Linked DNA regions of Homo sapiens: all the other regions are linked to region 3. Evidence: chromatin contacts called from ENCODE Hi-C or POLR2A ChIA-PET data. All regions are on one chromosome and are shown on one strand. Each heading gives the region's core, a stretch centred on a gene start or an enhancer-like site at or near the end of the contact. The rest is flanking DNA. Distances are from core to core; before and after follow the strand shown.

Region 1 (4,280 bases), core at 1-2,500, 270 kb after region 3:
GGTGTGGCTCTGTCGACCAAACTGGAGTGCAATGGCGTGATCATGGCTCACTGAAACCTCGAATTTCCTAGGCTTAAGTGAGCCTCCTGCCGCAGCCTCCCAAGTAGCTGGGTCTACAAGCGAAGGCCAGCACGCCCGGCTATTTTCTTTCTCTCTCTTTTTTTTTTTGTTTTTTGTTTTTTGTTTTTTGTTTGTTTGTTTAACGGAGTCTTGCTCTGTCAGCAGGCTGGAGTGCAGTGGCGCGATCTCAGCTCACTGCAACCTCCGCCTCCCGGGTTGAAGTGATTCTCCTGCCTCAGCCTCCCGAGTAGCTGGGACTACAGGCACGCGCCACCACGCCCATTTTTGTATTATTAATAGACAGGGGGTTTCACCATGTTGGCCAGGATGGTCTCGATCTCTTGACCTTGTGATCCACCCGCCTAGGCCTCCCGAAGTGCTGGGATTACAGGCGTGAGCCACCGCGCCAGGCCTAATTTATTTTCATTTTTAGTAAAGACGAGGGCTCGCTATTTTGCCCAGCCTGGTCTCGAACTCCTGAGCTCAAGCGATGATTCCCGCCTCCGCCTCCCAAACTGCTAGAATTATATAGCCTTAGTTTTTGACTCTGTCCAGATCTTCAGTATGGCCCCGCCTCTGGAGTTGACCACGCCTGTCATTCTGAGCCTCCCTTCTAACCCTGTCCCTGAGTTGACTCAGTTGCTTGAGAATTGACTGCTACCTCCCGCCAACGCTCCTTCTCCGGCCCGCCAGGCATTCTGATTACGTCCATTTTCACGTATTCCTTATGTGAATACCTTCGAGGCCTCCAAGTTGGCTGCACCTCTTGGCATTTGACCACGCCCCTACGGCCCCGCCCAACCTTTAAGCCACGCCCTTTTCAACCTGGCAGTGCCCCCCGATTTTGATGTCAAAGCTTCTGGAATCTGGAATGCCTCCACCTGGTCTCAGCCTCTGTTACTCCGTACCCCAGATTTTAATTTCGCCCAGGCGAACACTGTGGCTGCACCCTTAAATTCCTCAGACTCCCTCTTTCCTTGTAGAAACTCTGTGGCTGCTGCCTTGACTTCATCCCTGAAACTCAACGGGGCCTCTCCTGTACCTTAATAACCACGCCCATAAGCCAAGCTCCTCCCTGACTTCCTCACCCAGTAGACCTGACCGTCCAGCTTCTAAAAACTCTGGCCACGCCCCTCAATATTGACTCCGCCCTCCCAGACCTTCCACTGTTACCGTGCCACCTCAAGATTGGTCCCTCCAAGGCTCTGGCACCGTCCCCGCTTTTGAACTAGCTGGCCCCACTCTAGGTTACGACCTCGTGGCCTGGGGCATGACTACATTTCTCGACCATTTCCTCCCTATCTCTTTCTGCGGCTTGACGCCGCCCCAGTCCTTACCCTTCCTTTTTGGCGCTACAGTTGCTGCTGGAGGATGTGGTCCGGCTGCGGGGGTCCTCACGGCGCACCGAGGCGAGGCGCTCTGGTGACAAGTAGCGGCGGACACTGCTAAAAGAGAGCACACAGGTGGGGGCAGAGCCTTCTAGGCCAGCAGGCGAGTGCCGTGAGCAAGCGAGATTCTCCCTGCACCCTCTGCTGCTGGAGCTCAGGCAAACAAACCACCTCTGTCTCCCACGAGGTCTTGGAAGAGGCTGGGGGTCCCGGCCTTGTGCCTTACCTGCGCCCGGAGGTCGCCTCCTTCTTGGGAGAGGATGGGGACGTGGCATAGCCACCCACGCGCCGCGGGGGTCCCGAGCCATTAAGGGGCGTCCTGGTGGGAAGGCCTTTCAAGAGCTGACACACTGGAGGGATGGGGTTAGGGGACAGAAGAGGGTGAGTATAAGGACCAGGCCCCGGTCCTCCCCATCCCACCCCTCCAGTCTAACGGGGATACCCGAGGCAGTGGTGCCTAAGCGCGGAGGCGCCCGGCCCTTGGGGGTGCCCCGCGCGCGTAGCGCCGCTCCCTGTTCTTCGCATGCCCGCAGGCGACGCAGAGCATCCGCCAGCGCCGCCTTTAGGACCGCCAGCTCGTCTTCCTGTAACTGCAGCCGCTGCTCCAGCGCCGACACGCGGTCGTCCACTTCCATACCGCTCGTGCCCGACAAATTGTCATCTGGAAGACGGGGGAGTGCCGGCTGCAGGGCCACCCAGGAGCTCCAGTGCCCAAGGGGTCCCTCCCGCCTTCCTGGGTCTAAGCGGGGGGCCAGCCACGCCCCTTTCCTGTCCCGCTACCTGGGGCTGGGACACTTGGACATGAGCCAAGGAAGAGGACTCTGAAGGGGGAAGGAAATCCCCACAGCTCTCCAACCCATCCGCACACTCCTCTCTGCCACAGCGCGCTGGCCGTGTGACCTTGGGGAAGTCCCTTCCCTCTTATTTTCTAAGAGTCTGTGAACCCAGGAGCCTCTCGCTCTGGCTTTAAGATGCTATGACTAAGACGTGACCAGGCGCAGTGGCTCACGCCTGTAACCCCAGCACTTTGGGAGGCCGAGGCGGGCGTATCACGAGGTCAGGAGATCGAGACCATCCTGGCCAACATGGTGAAACCCCGTCTCTACTAAAATAAAATTAAATTAAAAATAAAATAAAATTTAAAAAAAAGCCGGGCGTGGTGGCGCGTGCCTGTAGTCCCAGCTACTCCGGAGGCTGAGACGGGAATCGCTTGAACCCGGGGGGTCGGAGGTTGCCGTGAGCCAAGATCGCGCCACTGCACTCCAGCCTGGCCACAAAGCGAGACTCCGTCTCAAAAAAAAAAAAAAGAAAAAAGAAAAAGAAAAAAAAGATTCTTTGATTTTATGACTAAGACGTTAAGTATCTATGAGTGATAAGAGCATTTGCAAAATGACACCAACCTACTCCTAATGACACTAAAGTTCTAGAATTGATCCCCAACATCCTCCGACGAAGATTCTGTTATGAATACCAACGTCTCTTCACTGTTTCTAAGACTTTCCAAGCCAAAAGGTCATGCCTAGCCTCCCCGTTTCCCCTCCTCTCCTCACCCTGGGGTTCGACCCTAGAGCCAGCTGCAAGGACAGAGCTTCGGCGGCCCCTGGCGGCGGACTTGGGGGTTGCAGGCAGCGCATGGCAGACCCAGAAGACCCAAGGGAGATGCAGACCGGATTGACAACCAAACTCTTCCCCAGCAGGCATTCCTCTTTTCTGTTCCCCTTCTTTATTTCGCCTCTGTACCCCGCGCCCCAGATTTGGCTCTCCAGCCTATGGGTGCAGCCAAAATGACTCCCCGAGTCGCCCCCCCAACCCCGCTCATTTTCCCAAAGTGGGAGGGGCGGAGACCGAAGTGGCCCCTCTCCCCCTTTTCCCGCAGAATACTCATACCCAGACTCATTGCTGACCACAACCAAGGAAGCCCTGGTTCCCAGCCTGGTGGAAGTAAAGGTGGTAGCTTAGACGGGGACAGGGCGTGGAGCTCGCCCCTGCCATCCCGCGTCCACAGGCCGCGCAGCTGGCCCTCTGGGCTCCGCAGTGCAGCCGCCGCTCCTCCCTCCTTCCCTTCGTAGCCCAATCGCCTGCCGAGGCTTGCCCGCCCTGCCCCCCACTCAGCGCCTCCCAGGTCCGGTGCCTGGACCTGCAGAGGGAGGTGGGAGCCTCCTGAGGTCAGAAGGAGTGAGCCGTCAGGACTTAGAACTCGTAACAGGGGGAAACCTCTAGGGGTCTTGTTGGCATCACGTTTTGCAGACGGGAAACTAAGGAAGGAGGCTAGTAGGAGTGTGCAGAGACACGCCAAAGATCACTCAGCCCGTAGGTGGGGGCTGGGGACCCAATCACCTCCTGTGCTCAGCCTGGTCCTACCTACCATTAATTATACGACCAGAAAAATGGCATCTGTTACTGTGAGCTTACATGTGCCAGGCACTGCTCACGCAAAACATTTAGCACGTTCCCGGCTCATGTTGATGCTCGATAAATCCAGAATAGGATTAACTATTTTTATGATACCTAATGCTTTTGGCAACTCTAGTAGTTGTAGTAGCATAATCCATTTTAGGAGGAGAGGAGGAGGAAGGTTACTGAAGCCCAGAAAGGTGACGTTACTTGTTACACGGACACACAGCCGTTCAATGGAAGAACCCATACTCAACAGGAATGGCCACCCTGTCATTCTGGCTCTTAGAGGGACAGAGGAGGACAAAATAAGCATTCTGGGTCCCCTGCCAATTCCAGTGGTCCCTGGCACTAGGGTGTGTGCCCAGAGGACTGAACCTCCAAACTGAGTTAATAGAGGTGCTTTCATCTTGACCCTTCTGCCCCACCCAGAGAGGC
Region 2 (4,292 bases), core at 1,793-4,292, 290 kb before region 3:
GGAGAAGGGCCCCAGCCTTGGGGCCTGTTGGGGCTGCGCGTCTGGCTCGGGCTTGAGTTCGATGACGAGGTCCTGCATTTCCATCTCGTCGTCTGGGTTGGCGGCGGGCGCGGGCTCTACTCGGCGGGGCGCGCTGCCGGCCTTGCGGCGGGACATGAGTCGCGGGCCGGGCGAGCGAGCGGGCGGGCAGGCAGGCAGGCGGGCGGGCGGAGGACGCACGAGCGGAGGACGCGCGGACCGTGCGCGCTCAGGTGAGTGACTGCGGCGACCCGCCGCGAACTCTTACACGTGCTGGCCGGGCCCGTGGCTCCGCCTACCAGGGCGGGGCTCATGGGAGGGGACCGAGCCGCCCTGCTGGGGCCCTGACGGCGGCCTAACTCAATCTAGGCAGTGTCCCGTGCGTTTGGCTTAGTGACCAAATTTAATCACACCGAGTTCCCACAAGGCATTGAAACAGCTATCCCTGATCCCGTTTTAGGGCGGGTGAAACTGAGACACGGCATGCCCACACGCACCCCCAAGCGAGAAAAATAGTCGGTCACGTTTCTTATTAGGTGCCTGATAGTAATCTGGGCTATTTCATTAAATGCATTACAATAAAAATTCATTTTGCAAGCATTCACTGAGTGCCTCCTGTGCGCCAGGCTCTGTTTGAAGCCCTGAGAATACAGGAGGGAATAAACAGAAGATAATCTTTGTTTGCACGGAGTTCAGACGGTGGGGGAAGACACTATAAACATAATTACGTAAAATATAGATGGCCCTTCATGATGACCAGTGCCATGGAGCAAAAGAAAGCTGGAAAGGCGGAGAGGGTTACTGGGGTTGAGGGATTCAATTTTCTCCCCTATGATGGGAAAGGGCATGGTGGAGCTGAGGCTGGAGGGAAGGAAGCCCAGCCAGTGGGCCTGGGCATTGAGGAATTACAAGGAAAGGGAGAGGCAATACGGGTTGGGGATTGAGTTCAGTGAAAATATGGGGGCAGATCCAAGCAATCTTTTGATCGCTTTAAGGTCTTTTGGTTTTCCTGAGACCGGAGCCTTAGGAGGGTTTTGAGCAGAGGAGGACTGTAATCATACACATCGACTCTGTTCCTAGACCAGAAGTCGCCATTAAAACCAAATAGCCAAGCAGCTCACCTGCCTCCACTCCGCCTCCTTGAACTTCCCTCCCCTAAGCAGTTCTGTCTGCTCACTGTTTGAAGTGGCATCGACACCCTGCCCCACCCTCAATCCCTGATGAGTATTCTTTTCTTCCTGGCACCGACTGCACGACAGTATAGAACGGCTTGTGGACTGTCCTCTCCCCCACCCAATGCAAGCCCCCTGAGGTCAGGGCAAGAACCTGTCCTCCCCCAGCTGTCCTCAGCCCAGATGCTGATTTCAGATGCTGATCTCTTGGAGTTCTGCACATTGTTATTCAGGTCTGGGTTCCATTGTCCTCCTGAGAGCAGAGGGCCCTGACCAACAGTATCTAAAGTAGCCCCACCCTGCTGAAGGCCTTGCAAATTACACTCCATGACCTCCATCTGTCCCCAGTTCCCTCTTGGATCTCACTTTCTCCATCTGTCAAAGGAGGTAGGGCAGGTTGGAACTAGAGGGTTATCTGAGGTGGTTTCTTCTTCACTGCCGCCTCCTCTGATCACCCTTTTTTTTTTTGTAATTTTTAATTTTTCAAAAAAAATTATTTTTAAATAGAGACAGGGACTCGCTTTGTTGCCCTGGTTGGTCTGAAACTCTTGGCTTGAAGCGCTCCTCCTGCTTCAGCATCCCAAAGTGCTGAGATTACAGGTGTGAGACACTGCACTCAGCCTCAGACCACCCAATTTTAAGTTCCATGGCAACCCAGCCACCCACTATCCCATTGCCCTTATTTTACTCTTTTTTTTTTTTTTTTTTTTTGAGATGGAGTTTCACTCTTGTTGCCCAGGCTGGAGTGCAGTGGCACGACCTCAGCTCACTGCAACCTCCGCCTCCCGGGTTCAAGTGATTCTCCTGCCTGAGCCTCCGGAGTAGCTGGGATTACAGATGCCCGGCTAATTTTTCTATTTTTAGTAGAGACAGGGTTTCACCATGTTGGCCAGGCTGGTCTCGAACTCCTGACCTCAGGTGATCCACCCGCCTCAGCCTCCCAAAGTGCTGGAATTACAGGCGTGAGCCACCGTGCCCGGCCTATTTTATTCTTTATACATCACTTTGATCAAACCCTGAAGGATCTTGTTTACATATTTGCTCATTTTACCCTATTCTGTCCCTTCTACCCCCACTAGAACGTAGGTTCTAGGAGGCAGGATGGGAGTCTGTCTTGTTCATAAATACAACCCCTACTCGTTCATAGTTAAGTCAACAAATATTTATTGCGCACCTACTATGTGTCTGATGATATTCTTTCAACAGATATTTGCAGAGCACCAAATTGTGTACCTGGCACTAGGCCTTGGTGATCTAGTGGAAAGCAAAGGCCCACAGGATCCCTGCGTAAAGAGGACCCCGCAAGGAGAAAGTGAATTCTGACTGGGCCTGGAATAGGGAGGTTCATATTCCCCATTCAAGGCCTCAGTTTCCCCCTTTGTAAAATGGGACTGCAGGGAGAGCTGGAGGACAAAATGACCGCCTCTGATCCAGCCCAGCTACTTTCTTAGTATGCGGCATCTGAAACCATGATCTCCAGGTTTCCTGTAGAGGAGCGGGGGTTCCCACTGGAAGCAAGGGGTTAGGAGTGGGTATGTGTAGGGGGATGGGGATGCAAAGACCGAGCTCTGCCCTTAACCCAGCAGGGAGGAAGTCTTCCCCTCTCTGAACCTCAGTTTCTTCCTGCCTAAAATGGGCATCCCAGACGCCCCCAACTCGCAGGCAGGAAGATCGGTCCCAAGTGCCCCGCAAAGCCGCGGGCCAGGTGGCGACCCGGGCTGTGCTGGCTTCCAAGCCTGCGAGCCAGCCCGCGACCACGTGGGGCAGTGGCGGCGGCGCGGGCGGAACCCAGGCTCCGCGGCTTGCGGCCTGCCCGGGCCTCTGCAGCGGGGGCGCCGGCGGAAGTGGGGACACCAGTAGCCGCGGACCTCGGTGAGTACAAGGTGGTGGGGGGTCGCCAGCAGGTTCCCTCTCCCCGGCCCCAGCTCTGGACGCTCACCCCAGTGCAACGCCCTGAGTGACGGAAAGAGGTAGGACCGCGCCTGCAGCGCCGGCTGGAGGGACGTTCTGGTCCCCAGACGCTCCTATCAGGGACTGTTTGATCCCGATCGCCGGCAGCGGGAATGCCCCACGCGGGTGGGGTGAGGAGAAGGGAGAAGGAGAAAAACTTCCCCTCCGGAAAATAATAAATGGCCACGATAACAGAAGCATCGGTGGCAGTCATCCCGCTTTACCTGGAGCGGAATCGCTCGCTCAGTCTGAGCCTGGAGGTGGGAAGAAGGTCCAGTCCGAACGCCCAGGGCGGTGTGGGGAGTGGACGCCTGGGGGCCGGGAGGACCTACTTAGTATAAGAAAAGGAGAGCAATGGGTGGTCAGGGCGGAATTGAAAGGAAACTGACCGGCCCCAGGGGAGAAGGGGAGGGGAGAGATTCTGTGCTTGGGGTTCTGACCCTCTCGGGTGGCCCCATTTAGCTAATTTGCATCAAGATTCAGCAGCCGATGATGTCTGTATGTGTGTGTGTGTCTGTGGACACGTCAACACCTTGGTTAATTAATTAGGTCTGGCGGCTTCTCTGTTGACAACTCAGCTGGTTCCACACCCTGGCAATTGTGAAGAGTTGGCCAAATGTTTGTCCACTGAGCTGATCTCCTCTCTGGAGCACCGGGGCCACCAGGAGGGAGGTCTGTGAAACCCCTGCCCCTGCCATTGACCTAAGTGTTGGGCTCTTGAATCTAACAGACTAGTTTTTCAAGTCGTGGGGGATGGGCTTGGGCATTTTTCCCTGAAACCTTCGGAAATCCTTGCCTTGGAGACTGAAAGGATAAAGGCCTCTGGGGCCAGGTCACCAGGGACAATGGATAACGCCTGCCTCTACCCTCCTGGGCACACCCTGTGTGATCTTTCTTAAACCAGTTTCTTATCAGGTCACACCTTGGCTCCACAGTCTGCCTTTCTACATGGGGCACGGGTGAGGACCAGAGTTTGCTCCCTCTTCCTCCACCCTCCAGCTTGCACCAAGGAAATGATTTTTTTTTTTTTTTTTTTGAAACAGAGTCTCACTCTGTGGCCCAGGCTGGGGTGCAGAGGCGTGATCTCCGCTCACTGCAACCTCCGTCTCCCTGGTTCAAGGGATTCTCCTGCCTCAGCCTCCTGCGTAGCTG
Region 3 (4,484 bases), core at 1-2,500:
GTCTTAGGCAAGTACCTTCACCTCCCCAGACCTCAGTATCCCTATCTCTAAAATGAGCCTAAAGCCAGGCGTGGTGGCTCACACCTGTAATCCCAGCACTTTGGGAGGCTGAGGCAGGTGAACCACCTGAGGTCAGAAGTTCAAGACCAGCTGGGCCAACAAGGTGAAACCCCGTCTCTACTAAAAATACAAAAAATTAGCCAGATGTGGTGGCGCGCACCTGTAATTCAATCTCAAAAATAAATAAATAAAATAAAATGGGCCTAATAATAAAACCTTCCTCATAACATGACTATGAGGATTGTGAGAAATTGCAGGTTAAATATTTGGCACAGTAGCTGATATATAGTGAACTTTTCTCCCTTCTTTTTTAAGAGACAAGTGTCACTATTGCCCAGGCTGGAATGCAGTGGCACAATCATGGCTCACTGCAGCCTCCAACTCCTGGCCTCAAGCGATCCTCCTGCCTCAGCCTCCCGAGTAGGTGGGATTACAGGCGCCCGCCACCACACCTGGCTAATTTTTGTATTTTTAGTACAGACGGGGTTTCACCGTGTTGGCCAGGCTGGTCTCCAACTCCTGACCTCAAGTGATCCGCCCGCCTCGTCCTCCCAAAGCTCTGGGATTACAGGCGCGAGCCACCGCGCCCAGCCTATTCACCATTATTGTTTTAGATAACGGAAGATTATGGGGTCCTGGATTCCCAGGGACCTCGGACTTCTAAAATCCAGACGTCCTGCAATCTGTCTTAGGCCCAGGCGTGGCAGCCCCACCGGTCGAGTGGGCGGGTCGGGCCCACCGGCCACCCACCTTGGCGTCCAGCGTGCGTTTGAGCTCCCGCATGTAGGAGAACTGCTCGGGGTAGATGTAGTCGTACGGGAAGTAGACCAGGAGCCCGTCCACGTTGAGCCTGGCGGCAGGGGCTGCTGGGTCAGTTCCCGTCCCCTCAGCCCCTCTCCCGCCTCCACAGTGCCCGGTCGTCGAGCCCAGAGAAGGGTGACGGGCCCGGCGCCCCCGGTAACCCTCAGGTCCTCAGGAGCCTCGGGGCCCCCTCAGTGTCTCCTCGCTATCACTGCTGCTCCCTGCGGCTGCCCCCGTCCCACCCCTTCACCCTCCCCTCGCCCCCTTGGGGACCCAGGCGCGCCCACCGATGACCCCATCTTCAAGACCCCCCGCGCCCGCTAGCGAGCGCGACCCCCAGCCCCCTTCTCACTTCATGGCGCCGGCCGGACTGTGCAGCGGGGTCGACCCGCCTCCCTCATGAATATTCAGCGAGAGGCCGGGTCGTGGACATCCTCGAGGGCTCGCTCCACCTATATTACGAGACCATTGGCTAACCTGCCCGTCAATCCGCTAGGGCAGAGCCAATCGGGATACTGCGCGTGCGCACGGAAAAGCGAGGGCGGCTGACTCTCGGGTGAGGCGGTGCGGGAGGCGTCACTGAGGATCGTCGAGGGCCAATCAAAAAGAAAACATGGAAGGGAAAGAGCCGAGAGACTCGATCTCATTCACTAGAATTTGGTCCTCCTGCGCCTGCCAAGATTGTCTGAGTATTGATCGAACCCAGGAGTTCGAGATCAGCTTGAGCAAGATAGCGAGAACCCCCGCCCCTCCACCTCGTCTCAAAAAAAAAAAAAAATCGTCTCAGTAGCGAATAGTCTAACGGAGAATGACAGGGAAATTGGTGATCCTTTCTGGGCCCAAGAGTTAGAAATGGCTTTGCAGGCCGGGCGCGGTGGCTCAAGCCTGTAATCCCAGCACTTTGGGAGGCTGAGGCAGGTGGATCACCTGAGGTCGGGAGTTCAAGACCAGCCTGACCAACATGGAGAAAACCTGTCTCTACTAAAGATACAAAATTAGCCGGGCGTGCTGGCAAATGCTTGTAATCCCAGCTACTCGGGAGGCTGAAGCAGGAGAATTGCTTGAACCTGGGAGGCAGAGGTTGCAGTGAGCAGAGATGGCGCCGTCGCACTCTAGCCTGGGCAACAAAAGCGAAACTCCATTTCAAATATTAATAATAATAACTAATAAATAAAACATAAATGCTAGCTTTTGTTTGTTTCTTCAACAAATAGCTATGTGGCATCTACCATGTGTCTGATCCTGTGCTGGCCCCTGGGAACAGAAAGGTGACCATGACAGCCTCAGCACCTGCCCTCAAAGAACAGATTTTTTTCCTTGAGACAGGGTCTTTCTCTGTCGCCAAGGCTGGAGTGCAGTGGCACAGTCACAGCTCACTGCAGCCTCCACCTCTTGGGCTCAAGCGATCCTCCCACCTCAGCTTCCAGAGTAGCTGGGACCACAGGTGTGCACCACCAAGCCCAGCTAAGTTTTATTTTTTAAATTTTTTTAGAGACGAGGTCTCACCACGTTGCCCAGGCTGGTTAAACTCGCAGGTTCAAGTGATCCTCTCCCCTCAGCCTTTCAAATTGTTGGGATTACAGGGGTGAGGCACCAGGCCTGGCCTCAAAGAACAGATATTAAATATACAAATGAATATATGATTACAGCCTGGAGTGGTGGCTCGTGCCTGTGGTTCCAACACTTTGGAAGGCCAAGGCGAGTACATTGCTTGAGCTCAGGAGCTAGAGACCAGCCTGGGCAACATGGTGAAAACCCGTCTCTACAAAAAATGCAAAAATTAGCTGGGCGTGGTGGCGTGCACCTGTAGTCCCAGATACTCAGGAGGCTGAGGTGGGAGAATCACCTGGGCCTGGGAGGCAGAGGTTGCAATGGGCAGTGATTGTGCCACTGCACTCCAGCCTGGGCAACAGGAGTGAAAACCTATCTCAAATGTGTGTGTGTGTGTGTGTGTGTGTGTGTGTGCGCACGTGTATAATCACAAGTACAAAAGTGCTGTGAAGGAAAACTTCAAGTCACCATAAAGATTGATTATGGGCTGGGTGCAGTGGCTCATGCCTGTAATCCCAGCACTTTGGGAGGCCAAGGCAGATGGATCACGAGGTCAGGAGTTCAAGACCAGCCTGGTCAACATGGTGAAACCCTATCTCTACTAAAAAAAAAAAAAAAAAAAAAAAAGCCAGGCATAGTGGCATGCATCTGTAATCCCATCTACTCGGGAGGCTAAAGCAGGAGAATTGCTTGAACCCAGGAGGCAGAAGTGAGCCAAGATCACGCCACTGCACTCCAGCCTGCGTGACAGAGCAAGACTCCGTCCCAGAAAAAGAAAAAAAAAAAAGACTTATTATGACAGGATGTCTACTGTCAACTGTGGGGTGTGAGTGTTGGCCAAGTGATCAGAGAAGGCTTCGTGGAAGAAGCGAGGTTTGAGTAGAGCCAGAAAATAATTAGAAGAGATCAACCAGCAAGAGGGGATGGATGAGAGAAGTGAGAAAGGTGTTCCAGGGAGAGAGACCATCATACACAAAAGCTCTAGGCCAGAAGAAAGCTGAGGCCTGTGAGTGCTGAAAGGAAGCCTGTGGGGGTGGAGCTCTGAGTTGAGCACAGGGAGCAGAGAAAGGGCAGCTGGAGGGGAAGGCAGGGGCAGATCGAAATCTCTTTTTTAAATTAATTAATTCTTAATTTATTTATTTTTGAGACAAGGTCTCACTCTTTCGCCCAGACTGGAGTACAGTGGCACAATCTCAGCGCACCGCAACCTCTGCCACCCAGGCTCAAGCAATTCTCTGGCCTCAGCCTCCCTAGTAGCTGGGATTACAGGTGCGCACCACTACTGCCCAGCTAATTTTTATACTTTTAGTAGAAACGGGGTTTCACTATGTTGGCCAGGCTGGCCTCAAACTCCTGACCTCAAAAGATCCACCCACTTCAGCCTCCCAAAGTGCTGGGATTACAGGTGTGAGCCACCCTTCCCGGCTGTATTTTTGGAGACAGAGTCTTGCTCTGTCCCAGCCTGGAGTATGGTGGTGTGAATTTGGCTCATTGCCACCTTGACCTCCAGGGCTCAAGTGATCCTCCCACCTCAGCCTCCTGAGTAGCTGGGACTGCGGGTACACGACACCACGCCTGGTTAATTTTTTTTAATTTTTTGTAGAGACGAGGGTATCTCACTATGTTGTCCAGGCTGGTTGAACTCCTGAGCTCAAGCAATTCTCCCACCTCAGCCTCCCAAAGTGGTGGGATTACAGACGTGAGCCACTGTGCCCGGCTTAATTTATTTACATAAATTTTTTTATGTTTACTTTTCTATCTCCTACAGGAAGAAAATATATTTTGTTATTGACAGGGTCTCGCTATGTTGCCCAGGCTGGTATTGGGCTCAAGCCATCCTGTTCCCTCAGCCTCCCAAAGTACTGGGATTACAAGCGTGAGCCTCTGCATCCAGCCCAGATCCAAAATCTTTACTGTCACCTACAGAGTCCTCTGTAACTAGCTTACTGCTCATCATCCCCATACCAACCCACCTTACTGCTCTGATCTCCTCCTCTCTCTCCCCCAGCTCATTTTGTTTCAGCTATGCTGGTCTCCTTGCTGTCTCTAAAACATAACAAGCACATCCCATC

Evidence for each region. Hi-C counts contacts between places; a loop is a spot of excess contacts on that map. ChIA-PET counts read pairs that join two places held with the same protein, here RNA polymerase II (POLR2A). Pooled maps may share reads with other maps.
Region 1: a loop to region 3 is called in a pooled map, with 9 times the contacts of the local background. The contact joins the promoter of EML2-AS1 here to the promoter of ERCC2 in region 3. A Hi-C loop is called at or near these places in 8 of 50 pooled maps. POLR2A ChIA-PET finds 5 or more read pairs at or near these places in 3 of 52 experiments (A673, WTC11 and activated T-cell).
Region 2: a map with no recorded cell type shows a loop between it and region 3 (23-fold over the local background). The contact joins the promoter of GEMIN7 here to the promoter of ERCC2 in region 3. A Hi-C loop is called at or near these places in 3 of 37 single-sample maps with no recorded cell type and 7 of 50 pooled maps. POLR2A ChIA-PET finds 5 or more read pairs at or near these places in 3 of 52 experiments (AG04450, CD4-positive, alpha-beta T cell and OCI-LY7).

Annotation. Positions count from the first base shown.
Region 1 is chr19:45,640,244-45,644,523 of GRCh38, forward strand. It overlaps EML2-AS1 (EML2 antisense RNA 1), which reads left to right and starts at 1,251. Exons shown (of 2, transcript NR_130729.1): 1 at 1,251-1,523; 2 at 1,982-2,597. It also overlaps a transcript of EML2 not described here. RefSeq lists enhancers at 1,658-1,717, 2,239-3,090, 2,248-2,507, 2,518-2,567, 2,958-3,007 and 2 more.
Region 2 is chr19:45,076,218-45,080,509 of GRCh38, forward strand. GEMIN7 (gem nuclear organelle associated protein 7) reads left to right here and starts at 3,043. Exons shown (of 3, transcript NM_024707.3): 1 at 3,043-3,160; 2 at 3,690-3,812. It overlaps ZNF296 (zinc finger protein 296), which reads right to left and starts at 261. Exons shown (of 3, transcript NM_145288.3): 1 at 1-261. The coding sequence starts at 156. RefSeq lists silencers at 48-457, 2,861-3,120 and an enhancer at 3,290-4,057.
Region 3 is chr19:45,369,323-45,373,806 of GRCh38, forward strand. It overlaps ERCC2 (ERCC excision repair 2, TFIIH core complex helicase subunit), which reads right to left and starts at 1,251. Exons shown (of 23, transcript NM_000400.4): 1 at 1,214-1,251; 2 at 811-910. The coding sequence starts at 1,218. RefSeq lists enhancers at 5-846, 1,465-1,544.